Linked DNA regions of Homo sapiens: region 2 is linked to region 1. Evidence: chromatin contacts called from ENCODE Hi-C or POLR2A ChIA-PET data. All regions are on one chromosome and are shown on one strand. Each heading gives the region's core, a stretch centred on a gene start or an enhancer-like site at or near the end of the contact. The rest is flanking DNA. Distances are from core to core; before and after follow the strand shown.

What was found. A loop is a pair of places that touch in the nucleus more often than their neighbours do. ChIA-PET counts read pairs that join two places held with the same protein, here RNA polymerase II (POLR2A). Pooled maps may share reads with other maps.
Region 2: a loop to region 1 is called in a pooled map, with 2.0 times the contacts of the local background. The contact joins the promoter of SKI here to the enhancer-like site in region 1. A Hi-C loop is called at or near these places in 2 of 168 maps with a recorded cell type or tissue (B cell and posterior cingulate gyrus) and 10 of 50 pooled maps. POLR2A ChIA-PET finds 5 or more read pairs at or near these places in 17 of 52 experiments (AG04449, AG04450, BJ and 13 more).

The regions. Positions count from the first base shown.
Region 1 is chr1:2,169,350-2,176,063 of GRCh38, reverse strand. It overlaps PRKCZ (protein kinase C zeta), which reads right to left. Exons shown (of 18, transcript NM_002744.6): 11 at 6,460-6,546; 12 at 3,874-4,009; 13 at 3,676-3,763; 14 at 2,048-2,167; 15 at 1,231-1,310; 16 at 751-840. Among named protein-coding and RNA genes, the nearest start is that of PRKCZ-AS1, 11 kb to the left of the region's middle. RefSeq lists an enhancer at 1-498 and a silencer at 2,052-2,218. Within about 2 kb of position 1,628, at least 7 of the 41 ENCODE cell types and tissues checked have a DNase peak (open chromatin) inside an H3K27ac peak, as active enhancers do.
Region 2 is chr1:2,224,254-2,231,051 of GRCh38, reverse strand. It overlaps SKI (SKI proto-oncogene), which reads right to left and starts at 2,733. Exons shown (of 7, transcript NM_003036.4): 1 at 1,317-2,733. The coding sequence starts at 2,285. RefSeq lists enhancers at 1-162, 3,992-4,812, 6,167-6,667 and a silencer at 2,903-3,672.

The DNA.
Region 1 (6,714 bases), core at 379-2,878:
CCACAGACTCACTCTCCTTCAATACCCGACGCTAAAGCTCAAGCCGTGAACGCTGCGACTGCTGGTCCTGTCCAGTAACTGCTGATAAAACCGGCCATGAAACCAAAGCAAACGCCCTTCTCTAGGCCGGCCCCCACTATCAGATCCCTGTGGAACCAACAGCCAATGTGCTCACAGGTCAGGACGCATGTGCCGCTAGCTCCTGGCGGCACCAAGCCAGCACAGTCGAGGGTTGCCAGGAAGCGCCATGGGCCGAGCTCGTCCGGCCCCTCACTCTCCTGGCTCCGGAGGACGAAATGTGTCTCCCCATCCCTCCTCGGGGCCCTGGAGGGTGGTCCCCCATTCCCAGCTGACCCTTCTGGGAGACAGGAGCCTTGGCTCCACGCAAGTGGGGCCATGTCAAAGACCAGCCCGGCGGTGCGCGAGCTCACACAGCCCACCCGGCCCACACAGCCCCGGCTCTGTCCACCAGATTATAGGGGTTGGAGGGGTTGGGGGTGTAGGGGTTGGAGTGGGGTTGGGTGGATATTGGGGTGGGGGTTGAGTTGGGGGTTGGGGTGGGAGTTGGGCTGGGGGTTGGGTTGGTGGTGGGGTGAGGGTTGGATGAATTTGGGGTTGGGATGGATATTGGGGTTCGGATGGGGTGGGGTGGGGGTTGGGTGAATATTGGGGTTGGGGTTGGGATGGGGGTTGGGTAGATTTGGGGTTGGGATGGGGATGGGGGTGCAAATAGGCTTTGTGATGCTTTACCAAGTCCCAGTCTATGCTGCGGAAGAACGCGTGGGACTTGATGTCAGAAAATCCAGTCTGTGGCCGGCAGCCGAGCCTCTCTTTGGGGTCCTGGAGGTCAGAGTTCAAACAAGGACAAGTCAGCCCCATCCCGGAAGCCCCATGACCCCCTCTCCTTGGTGGCCACTCCCAGTGCTGACAAGCCCTCCCCCGATGCTCTGACCCAGGTGGTGGAAATCAGATGTTTCCTTTATTGAAAGTTCCTTCCCCGTACGTTAAGCTCCGTTCCATTTTCCTTGGGCACACATTCTCATTTTGTTAGGTGTGAGTAAAAACGGACGATTCACAGAACACAGAGCTCAAATACTGAAGCGGAAAATCAACCCACACACCCGATACACAGCAGCCGACATGAAAAAATGGCCAACAGCCGTGCCTGGCCCTCTGCCCACCAACACCGAGGCCACAAACGAGATTTTGTCAGCATGGCCAGAAACGTACCTTATTTAAAAATCCTTTTAAAACATGGGAGGCTTTGACGGACAGGAACCGGGGGATCCGGATGGGCTTCTCCAGGATCACTGCAAGGGCGGAGCCTGGTGAGGACTTGCCTGTGTTGTGTGCCATTTGCCCAGTGCCGCCCAGACTCTGACTCTGAGCAAGAGCTTTGGGAGCTCAGCCTTGGGGCCCCGGAGCCCCTCCCTTCCTACAGCCCAGCAATATCTATAACCCGGAGTCCCGCCGGGTCCTCCCTGGGCCTCCTGGTTACATGCGCTGGCACGTGTCGTAGGATCGGACGTGAACCAGCAGCTCCCCTTCCTCAGCCCCAAGATCGCAGGTACACGGGTGCCTCTGCAGGCTGGCCACCAGAGGGCACCGCGGAGACAGCCGCGTTCCCAGATCCCACATCCCCACAGCACTGAATTCCAGACCAGGAGCAGGTCCCGGGGCCTCCAGGTGGGAAGGAGCCCATGATGGTGGCTGTGGGTTTTGGGGGTGGGGGCTGTGCTTTCAGCTCGGTACAGCCTCGGTCAAGGACATGCTGGGGCTCCAGCATGTGCTGCTGGCCAGGGCAGGAGGGAGTTGGAGCTGAATGGGGACAGGTTCTCTTTCCTGCTGACCCACAGGTGTGGTAACCCCACCCCACGGCCCGGGGAGTGGCATGTGACACAGGGTCTGGCCAGGAGGAATGGTTCCCGGTACGCTTTGCATGGCACTGCCGCTCCAGGCACCCGCGGGACCCCTCCACCTGCACCTTTGAAAAGGAAGGAAGACAGTCGTGCAGGTGAGGGGTACGAACGCACAGCGGGGCACGCACCTTGGAAAAGGTAGTCCTCTGTGTTCATGTCCGGGTTGTCGGTGATGATGTCGAACGGGGAGCGCCCGGCCATCATCTCAAACATGAGGACTCCCAGCGCCCACCAGTCCACGCTGAACCCTGGGGGAGAGCACACAGCCATCACCGAGTGGGGCCACATGGGCCGGCAGCAGGACGAACCTGGCTGGCGTTGGTTTTCATGCCCAGTTGACACGAGTGTGAGCCAGGCTTGAGCAGGCGGCACACAGGCCTCTGTGACTTCCACTTCCCAAACAGAACCAGCACCTCCACCTGGCAGCTCGGCCTCCCTGCCACCGTCCCTGACACTACGGAGGTCTCCCAGGCTGCCTCTGGGCTGTCGGTCCTGCCAGGGCACCTGTGACCACACCGGCACGAGGCACTGGTGGAACCTGCGGACGACCCTCCTCTCTCGTTTCTGCTTCTACAGAACTAAGCTTGAAGAAGCCCTTTCGCTGCAGTAACGGAAATACTCTCCTGTGTTTCCTTCTACAGCCATTTTGTTTTTTAAAAAGGTTCAAGTAGTCAACCTGTTGGGAATGTGTTCCAGCGAATGAGGGGTGGGAGACCCTGACCCGTTTTGCCCAAGGACAGCAGCTGTCTCTGCGTCCCCGGAAGTCCCCCTGGTCCCTGCTGAGGTGAGACGCTGCCGCTGTCCCACACGGAATCCCCATCCCAAGCTGGGTTCTAGACTATATTCCAGTCCTCCAATCTGCTGTCTGTCCTTCTCTGGCTACTGAGACTTCCATTGTGGCCGCTGGGGAGCCCAGTTATCCCAGCGGCGAGTGACCTGCCCGCCCTGCCTGCCCCACACCCATTCTGATGGCAAAAAAAATGTGTAAAAATGTCTGAAGGCACACCATGCATGCCTCATTGAAAACACCAGGATGCAGAAGTGGGTGGAGTGTGTACAAACACAGTATGCATGTGCACACAACACACATGGATGCCCGACACACGAACACTCAGCCCAACGGCACACACGCACACAGGGCTGCACACGCGTGCCCACGTCCCCGTTTCACACACGCACACACGGCTGCACACGCGTGCCCACATCCCCGTTTCACACACGCACACACGGCTGCACACGCGTGCCCACGTCCCCGTTTCACACACGCACACACGGCTGCACACGCGTGCCCATGTCCCCGTTTCACGCCCAGAGAGGGGAGAGGAGCAGAAACACTCTGGTGTGCACGGCGTCCTCAGCCGCAGGGCCTGTGGGGTCCTGTCCACACGCTCCTGCACCCCCTGGGGCTCCCCAGACAACAGCTTCTCCCCCAGCCACTCGTGCAGCACGGGGACTCAGGTGCTGCACCCTGTCCCACCCCCGCTTTCTGTGTCTTTCCCCTCCCTGTGCCCCGGGGCTCCCTGGCAGGAGGAATCCTGTGCAGTGCCCTCCCCAAGGAGCTGCTCAAGTGGACATGGGAGGTTTTCCAGAATTCAAATAAGGGGCTGAGGCCAGATGATGACATCCGGCTGGGAAAGACAGTGTGTGGCTTTTGGGTGTAAGATGGTCAAGGACACCTCTCCCTGGCTGCTGGGCCAGGCCCGAAGCCATCTCTGGCCCTGTGTGCTCCGAGAGGGGCCAGGGCAGCGGCACTCACCGTACTCCTCTCCCCGCAGGATTTCGGGGGCGATGTAATTCGGGGTTCCGCAGAAAGTGCTCGTTGTGTCACCAGGGCCCAGGCCTTCCTGTGGGGGCAAAGTTACTGGGAGAGGGTTCTTGTAGACACTACCCCGCGGGACAGGCGCCCCGAGACGCACATGCGGGATGGTCAGGGGAGGCGGTCCAAGGCACGCACCTTGCACATGCCGTAGTCTGTGAGCTTGATGTGCCCGTCCGCATCCAGGAGGACGTTGTCCAGCTTCAGGTCCCTGTAGATGATCCCCCTCTCGTGCAGGAAGTTGAGGGCGATGCAGATCTCGGCCGCGTAGAACCTGGGGGTGGGGATGCCGTCATGGGGGCAGTGCCTGTGCCAGAGGCTGCGCCAACAGCTCCAGCCTGGGGGCCACACACTCCCGTTTGCCCCACCACGGGCCCGGCATCCTCTCAATGACCAGGCCCAGGATTTGAAAGTGCAGTGCACAGGGCCAGGGAGGGAAATGCCAATGAAAGCTCCAGGACACCACCCCATGCGCCTTAGGATGGCCTGCTGTCAAAGACACAGAGAACGATGTGGCAGCCTCCACAAGGGGAGGAGCGGGCAAATAACACGACAGCTTCCATGCGGGAAAGACCGGAGCCATGGCACGTTGTGGTAGGAGTGCAGAACAGCGCCGCTGCTGCGGAAGACAGTCCGGCAGGTCCTCGAAAATTAAACACGGTGCCAGGCTTGGTGGCTCACACCTGTAATCCCAGCACTTCGGGAGGTCGAGGCAGGCAGATCACCTGAGGTCAGGAATTCAAGACCAGCCTGGGCAACATGGCGAAACTCCGTCTCTACTAAAAATACAAAAAAATTAGCCGGGTATGGTGGCGCACACCTGTAGTCCCAGCTACTCTGGGGGCTGAGGCAGGAGAATCACTTGAACCTGGGAGGCAGAGGCTGCAGTGAGCTGAGATCCCACCACTGCATTCCAGCCTGGGTGACAGAGCGAGACTCCATCAAAAAAAAAAAAAAATTAAATATGACCTTTTTTTTTTTTTTTTTGAGACAGAGTTTCACTCTGTCACCCAGGCTGGAGTGCAATGGCGCGATCTTGGCTCACTGTAAGCTCTGCCCACAGGTTCACGCCATTCTCCTGCCTCAGCCTCCCGAGTAGCTAGGACTACAGGCGCCCGCCACCACACCTGGATAATTTTTTGTATTTTTAGTAGAGACAGGGTTTCACTGTGTTATTTCACCGTGTTAGCCAGGATGGTCTCGATCTCCTGACCTCGTGATCCGCCCGCCTTGGCCTCTCAAAGTGCTGGGATTACAGGCGTGAGCCACCACGCCCGGCCTAAATATGGAATTCTTATGTGGTTAGCAATTCAGTTTCTGGGTGTATACCCCAAAGAACCGGAAGCAGGGTGTTCAAGAGATTACTTCACACCCATGTTCACAGCAGCACTGTTCACCATGGCCAACATGTGGATGCCACTCAAGTGCCCCCCGAGGGATGGACGGATAAGCAAAGTGTGGCCCCTCCATCCAACGGGGCATTATCCAGCCTGAAAAAGGAAGGCAATTCTGAGACAGGCCACAGCACGGATGAATCTTGAGGACGCTATGCTCAGGAAAATGAGCCACCGAAGGACCAACACTGTGATTCCACTCCGATGAGGTCCCTAGAGTCCTCGAATCAGAGGGACAGAAAGTGGGACGTGCCCGTCTGGGGTGAGGATGTGAGGCTGGGGCGGGGGACAGGGAGGGAGTGTCTGATGGGCCAAGCTTCAGCAGGGAAGAGGGGCGTGCTCTGGAGATGAGACGGGGGCCAGCAGTGGCTGCAAAGCATGGGGTGCATTCAACGCCACTGAATTCCATGCCCCAAAATGCTACCTTTTATGTTGTGTGTTGCCACAGTTTTTAAAAACAGCGTTGTGGGAAGTGTACTGTTCTAGATTTATTGCCTACTGTCCTATTGCCAGAAACAATCTAAGGTGACTCACAAAACTGCATGCAACGTTCTTAAGTAAGGAAATGAGGAAAAGGAGAAACTACAAAAGACAGGAAAGGTCCAGGGAGCTGAAATAAGCCCCCAAACGGTCCTGGAGGTCCCGCGGCTGCCGGGGGAGGCTCCTGAACCATGCTGGAGGCCCCTCGGCTGCCAGGGGAGGCCCGAAGATATCAGAGATGAAAGGGAAGGGCAGGAAGGAGTCTCTCAGGTCACTCTAGAAACAGACCACTCTCGTTCTGCTCCTAACGCTGAGGAAATGCTGGCCATGCTGTGCCACTAACAGGGTGAAGAGCAGAACCAGGGCAGAGCCACCATGAAGACAGCACAATCCCAGGAGACTCTCACTTCTCTCGGATGAGGCATGGTGCTGCTTCAGGGGTGGGGCCTGGGGGACTGGTCTGAGGCACCATAACTCAGGAGACCTCCCAAATGTTGTGACTCTGGAGCAAATATGGAATGTGTCACAATGCAGGGGACGTCACACTGTGGGGGACATGATGCCCTCTGCCATCCTACCTGGACTTCCCTCCCTTGAGCTCCCTGCTGACCCCTGGAGAAGGTCCCCGGCCCCCTCCACGTGCACCCCGCCCCCCCCGCCCCCGTCATACCCCCTCCGTGCACACCCCACCCAGCCACCTCCCCTCTGCGCACACCCACCCGGCCCCCCAACTCCGCGCGCACCCACCCGTCATCCCTCTGTGCGCACCCACCCAGCCCCCCAACACCGCACGCACCCACCCATCCCCAACTCCGGGCGCACCCACCCGGCCCCGTCCACGCGCACCCACCTGGCGTGCTCCTCAGGGAGCTTCCTCTGCCTCTGCATGTGGAACATCAGGTCCCCGCCGTTGACGTACTCAATGACCAGGAACAACCTGCAGGGAGAGAGGCGCCGGAGGCTGCAGTCACCTCGGCAGACGGCGGCCTCCTTAGACAGAAGCCCCACAGAAGCGGCCTTCGTGGGCCCGAACCCTCCCGCAGGTTCAGTCTTGCAAAGAGCAAAGAGCAGCAGGAGCACCCTGGCAGCAGAGAGGGGCTGGTGG
Region 2 (6,798 bases), core at 1,484-3,983, 54 kb before region 1:
CCCACAGGTCTGCAGGCGGCTGCCACCTGAGCCCTGGCCTGGCAGGGTCAGAAGCGCGCACACACAAACACACACATGCACACACACATGCACCCTCCGCAGCCCCCTCCGAGCAGAGGCGACAGTCCCTCGCTTCCATCCACAGCCCCTCCTCCCCACGATCTGACACTCTGCTGGAGGGGCGCCCAGAGAAAACCGGGCTGGAGCATCTATTCACAGATTTAGAAAAAAAAAGTTTGATGCAATAGCTGAATTAATTAGGCCTCCCAAGAATAGCTGAGCCAATGCAGCATTCTGTGTGTGCAATTTAATAAGCCTGGATATTTAAAAGAAAAGTTACAAATACTTGGGGAGGTACGCAACGGAAAGTTCCTGAGGACCCCACTGAGTAATTTCGGCACCTCGTGGCCTGGGAGCTGCCCATGCCGGATCCCATAGATCCTCCAACTGGCAAACAACAAAGCCAGGCCAGCAGCCTCCCTCTCCGGCGCACCCCTCTGCGTTTCAGAGGGAGAGAAGGAAATGGGTGAGTCCAAAGCAAATCGCAGGCCGCCAGTAACTCCAGCACGCGGGCCCAGGAGCCTGCTGACCAGGCCCCTCAGCCGGGTGCCAAATGGCCCTCACCCCACACGGCGGACTCTGGGATTTGGTCCCTGGCAGGCCCAGGGAGACCAACCAGCACAGTGCTGGAGCCGCCAAGTCTCGGGCCCCTGCCACTGAAGCCTGGACACCTGGCTTCATTTTGTGTCTGTGTCCCAAAACTTCAAGGCACCAAACAGGGAGCGGGAGCCAGTAACAAAACCAGGCCTCGCCTCACCCAAGCTCTGTCTCCTGGGGCCCAAAGGCAGGCAGCCCTCCGTCTTCGAGGCTGGGTGCCTTCGGGGCGAGGACAGCCACCTTCACCCCAACCCCAAGAAAGACCTGGGCCTGAGGCATCCGGGCCGTGGCCCAGCTGGACCTAACTTCCCTGACCTGGGGCAGGCCGCTTTCTCGGGAGCATGAGGCCTGTGCCTTCCTATCTGGGCAATGCCTGTGGGCCTGCGGGCCTTCCCCACACACCAGGCCTGGCCCCCCACCCCACCGCCACAGCCCGCACTCCAGGCTCGTCCTGGGGAACGGGCAGGAGGGCCTTCCTACCAAACTCTCTGGCCCTGCCAGTCGGAACACTCTGAATTTCCCTAAAACAAAGCGAAGACTGGAGACATGGGGCACGGCAGAAGCACAGGTCCCAGCCTTCGGAGACCAGAGCCTGTAGTCCAGAAGGGGCCCCCACCCCAAGCGCATCCTCCCCAGCTCCCAGGCCTGGGGCCACTCACCCGGGGCACCCGCCGCTTGTACTTGTTGCCATAGTCGAATTTCTCCTTCACGTCGTCCAGGCAGCGGCCGAGGCGCGCCTGCTCCTCCTTGCCCGTGTAATCCTGGCTCAGCAGGATGTAGGCCCGCCAGTTGGCCGAGTCGAAGCCCCAGTGGCAGGTCCGGTTCTCCAGGGCCTTGTGCGAGTGCACCACGAACTTGTGCGGCGGGTACATGAGGCGGCAGTCCAGGCACTGGATGCAGGCGGCGCTCGGGCTGCTGTAGAGCTCGGGCACCAGCAGCCCCTTACACTTGCCGAAGCACTCGTGGTACACGCGGACGCTGCGCTCGCTGAGCTCCAGGCCCAGCGCCAGGCTGGCGGCCAGCTCCTTCTTGCAGGGCGGCGGGTAGGCGCCGCCGTAGAGCAGCGCGTTGCACAGGCGCTCGGCGTCCGTCTTGGTGATGAGCCCGCACGAGGGCGCCGAGAAGGGCAGGATGCCCATGACTTTGAGGATCTCCAGCTGGTCGGCCGTGCAGCGCGAGCAGTAGATGTGGAGCTCGTCGCACACCGCGTTGATCTGCTGCAGCGAGAAGTCGCGCAGCACCGAGTTGAGAATCTGCGGCAGACACAGGCGCTTCTCGCCTCCCACCACGAAGCACGAGATGGTCTCGCCTTCCAGTACGGTCTCGCAGCGCTCGGTGGAGCGGTCGGACGGCATGAAGAAGGGCCCGGGCAGCACGGGCGGCGGCGGCTGGATGGCGGGCAGGTGCAGCACGGGCGGCGGCTCGGTGGCTGCGGGCACCGGCGCCGGCACCGCGGCCGCGCCCGCCTCCTTGGCGCTCTCCTTCTTGTAGGCCTCCTGCGCCCAGCGCGCCGAGAAAGCGGCCGGGCCGCCCAGCGAGCTCATGGAGCTCAGGTGGAACTGCTCCAGCGTCTTCTGCAGCCCCGGGTGCGGCTGGAAACAGCCGCGGCCGCCTGCCGCCGCCTCCATGGTGCGCTCCGGCTCCCCCGGCCGCTCCCGCTCCCGCGCGCCCGGGCCCCCCCGGCCCCCGCCGCCGCCCCGCGCGCCCCGGCGGCGCCCGCGGCCCCGACCCCGGCCGCCCCCCGCCGCCGGCTCACGGCCGATCACGGCCGCGGCCTCGCCCGGGGGCGCGAAGGGGAAGGCGGGCGGGGCGAAGGGGTCCCGCCGCTGGAGCCCGCCGCCGCCCGGGCCCGGCGCCACATCCACGCGCCCCGCGCCGCGCCCGCCGCCGCCCGGGCCCCCCGCGCGTCCCCCGCGCGCCCCCCGGGCTCTAGGCGCGGGGCATGCCCCGGCGCGCGCCGCCAACGCCAACGCCAACGCTCGCGGGCCCGGGGCTCGCGGGGGGCGCGCGGGCAGGTGCCGGCGCCGCGAGGCGCGAATCGCCGCGGCGGCCGAGGCCGAGGGGCCCGGGAGGAGCGGGGGCGCGGGCGCGGGGCCCGCCGGGCCGTCCTCGCGCGGCGCGCCGCCGCCGCCCCGCTCCTCCCACCGCGAGGCGCCCGCCCGGCTCGTCCCGGCGGCGCTGGCCGGCCGCGTCGCGCCCGCCGCCGGCCCCCGGCCCGCCCGCCCGCCGGCTCCGCGGCCCGCCCGCCCGGCTTCCGGGGCGGCGGAGGCGCCTCTCGCCCGCGGCCCTCAGAGCGCGGCGGCGGCGCGGGGCTCGGGGCGCTCGGCGCACATCCTCCCGGCGGCTCGCTCCGGCTCGGACTGAGCGCCCGGCGCTGAGCTCACGCCGCCGCCGCGCCGCCCCGCCCCGCGCCGCCCGCTCCGCCCCGCGCCGGCCCCGCCCCCCGCGCTGTTTGTTGCCGTGCGTCCGCCTCAGCCCTAGCGCTGGCCAAGAATGTGACCCGCTCCCCAGCCGGGCTCTTCCAGGAACGCGCGCTCCCCGCCCGGACTCGGCCGCGCTCGGCTCCGCTCGCCCGGGACTCGGCCACGCTCGGACCCGCCCTGCCATGACTCGGCTCCGCTCGGCCGGGACTCGGCTACGCTCGGCCATGCTCGACTCCGCTCGGCCCCGCTCGGCCCCGCCCGCCGAGGGCCGCTGGGCGCGGGCGGAGGCGGAGGCGGCGGTGGCGCCCGGGGCCCCCCTTCCGGCCGAGGCCGCTTCCTGCGCCGCTGGGAAGGCGCCCGTCTCGCCGCCGTCGGGGCCCAGAAACCCACAGGCCCCCGCCACGACCGCAAACCAGCTGGGGGCGGCCGGGGGGCCACGCCACGCACCCGGGGTTCTCCCAGGGTGGGACACCACACAGCGGGGAGGCCCCGGACGCCTCTGGGGTCCCACACACTACCGGGACGCCACACGGTGACCTGGGGTCCCACACACGAGGGGGACAGCGGCCACGCCCAGGGACCCTGCGCCGAGACGGGCACCGCGTCGCGTGACCCTGGCGGCGCAGCCCGGCGGCCCCCGCTGCGCCGTGGCCGGTGGCTCGGTGGCCGAGTGTCCGCGGCTCCCGGCCGCGCCGGCCCCGCCCCGCCCGCCGGCCCCTGGCGGAGTGTCCCTGCTGCGCGGGCCGGGGGCTTCGGGCCTGGGAGGGGCGGCGCCCGGTGCCCCAGACGCAGCCGGTCTGCCAGCCACTCCTGCCAGGTGGCTTATCAGGACTTCGGCCCCGCGGGGCCCGGCGTTCGGGCCGGCGAGACCCCTGACCTCCGCCCCGGGGCCGTGGAGCGCTGAGACGTCTTTCGGGGTCGGATCGGCCGGCCCTCCACGCCTGGCCACGCAGTGGGAGAGACTCAAGCCTTGGCAGGGCGGGGAGCGGGAAGCCCGGGGCCCCGAAGTTGGACAGTCGGCCGGGTGGTCTCCAGGGGAGGCAGCTTCCAGCGAGGCCTGCGGGCGCAGGGACGCAATGGTGTGTTTGGGGAGGGGCAGGGCTCGGTCTGTGCTCGCCTGAGGCGGAGGGACATGCCCCACGGGCCGGGGGTGCCCAAGCTGGCCTGGGTGCTGGGCGGAGGCGAGAGGGCCACGCCGCTGCAACCTGAGTGACCTTCAGCTGGGACCTCCTGCCCCTCACTTCCCCAGTGGAGGCTGGAACCTGCCTCAAACCAGCACTCCTGGGCGCAGTTCCTATCCTGGGGGAGCCGGCCCGGAGTCCCTGTGCAGGTCTTGGCCGGACCTGCGGCAGGGCAGGTGTCTAGAGAGGCAGCCAGGACCTACCTGTAGGTGACCCCAGGGCGGCTCCATACTCCCTCTCTCCGCTGCCTTGGGGGTTGTCTCCTTGTCCTCACACTCCACACTGTCCCCCGACTCTTCCCATTCACTCCGTTGGCCCCCACAATTGGAGGCCAGGCTTTCTCTGTGTGTTCACACACCAGAAAGCTGGGTAAGAAGATCATTTCCTTAAAAGTGATATTTAACCCGGCAAGGTGGCTCACGCCTGTAATCCCAGCACTTTGGGAAGATAAGGCAGGCGCATCGCTTGAGCCCAGGAGTTCAAGACTAGCCTGGGCGATATAGTGAGACCCTGTCTACAAAAAATAATTTTTTTTTTTAATTAGCCGGGCATGGTGGCCTGCACCTGTGGTCTCAGCTACTTGAGAAGCTGAGGTGGGAAGATTGCTTGAGCCCAGAAGGTTGGGGCTGCGGGGAGCCGTGCTTGAGCCTCTGCACTCCATCCTGGGTGATAGGGACACACCCTTTTTTTGAGACAGACCCTGTCTCAAAAAAAAAAAAAGGGTCAGCCTCAGTGGCTCATGCCTGTAATCCCAGCACTTTGGGAGGCCGAGGCAGGCGGATCACGAGGTCAGGAGATCGAGACCATCCTGGCTAACGGTGAAACCCCGTCTCCACTAAAAATGCAAAAAATTAGCTGGGCGTGGTGGTGGGCGCCTGTAGTCCCAGCTACTCAGGAGGCTGAGGCAGGAGAATGGCGTGAACCTGGGAGGCGGAGCTTGCAGTGAGCCGAGACTGCGCCACTGCACCCCAGCCTGGGCGACAGAGCGAGACTCCGTCTAAAAAAAAAAAAAGGATATTCAGTCCAGACGCAGGGGCTCACGCCTGTAATCCCACCACTTTGAGAGGCTGAGGCGGGTGGATTATTTGAGATCAGGAGTTGGAGACCAGCCTGGCCAACATGGTGAAACCCCCTCTCTACTAAATATACAAAAATCAGCCGGGCATGGTGGCACATGCCTGTAATCCCAGCTACTCGGGAGGCTGAGGCAGGAGAATCGCTTGAACCTGGCAGGTGGAGATTGCAGTGAGCTGAGACTGCACCACTGCACTCCAGCCTGGGCGATGGAGTGAGACTCTGTCTCAAAAAAAAAAAAAAAAAAAATAGAAAAGGGACTTATTTGTTTTCCTGGAGATAGTTTCGTTGGCCCACGTTTTGGACAAAACACAGCTAGTGTTGCACTTGACGTTGTCACTTCCTTCCATCTGGATTTGAATTCCATACAACTCAGTCAAATTGTAACTCAGAGAAGGTGGTTGCAGCCAGGCCTGCTGGGAAGTGTCTCCAATCAAGCAGAGAATTCCTCTGGCTCCTCTGGTGGACCAGGGGCTCTGTGCAGGGCCCCTAGCATGGGCAGTGCCCACCCAGAGCCTCTGCTTCCTTCTGTGCCTCTGGCTTTGCAGGGTCCTAGCCAGGGACCAACACTTTGTCCAGAGTGCGGACCCCTGGGAAGTAGCCATAGGTGTGCCATGGAGTGAAGGTGCGGGGACAGGTGAGGGCCTCCAGTTGGTCTCTGAAGCTACCTCCACCTTTGTGGACTCTTGAGACTTCCTTCCCCCAATATGTCAGAGCTTCCAGAGGAAGGCACCCACCCCACCAAGGGTCAGAGCAGCCACGCCTAGAGGGAGCCACCAGGGTCCACTTTTCTTCCTGAGCTTGGCAGGGAAGAGGGTGGGGGGTGTCTCCCGCCTGCTGGCCTTCCACCCTCCAGCCCCGCCCAGCAGCTGCCCAGGCCAGTCGCCCACGCGGGCCACCATACTGGCAGGCCGCGGGTTAAGGCTGCAGGCACAGCCACAGCGCGGAGTAGGGTGGGATGGACGTGGTGCCTGCCCAGAGAAGCCCTGGCATGCGGGCAAAGGCAGGGACCTCCCAGCTTTCTCCCTGGCCCCTACCACGGTGACAGGCTTGGTCAGCTAGTCATGAGTTTGTCCCCTTGTTCGATGAGCTCCTACCACTGTAGACACTGGGATCAGGGTAAGGAGACCAGGTTGTACCCCGTGTGGTTCCATTCTGGTGTGAGAGACAACAGTCAATCAACAAACCTGCTAGTACGGGAGCGAGATCTTTCAGATCCCCAAAAGGCGCGGAGTGGCTGGGGCTGGCTGTAGGCAGGGAGGGCCTCCTGGGAGGCTGGCCTTGGAGTTGAGACCCCCACCTTAAGGAGCCAGCAGTGTGGAGATGAGTTGGATGGCGCCCCAGGACCAGAAAGAGGAAGACACTGGCAAAGCAAGGGGTACCCCAAGCTTTGGGGGAACTTGGAAACCTTGGTGGGGAAATGCATCGCAGACCAGCTCTGCTCCACCCTGCCTTGCCCTGCC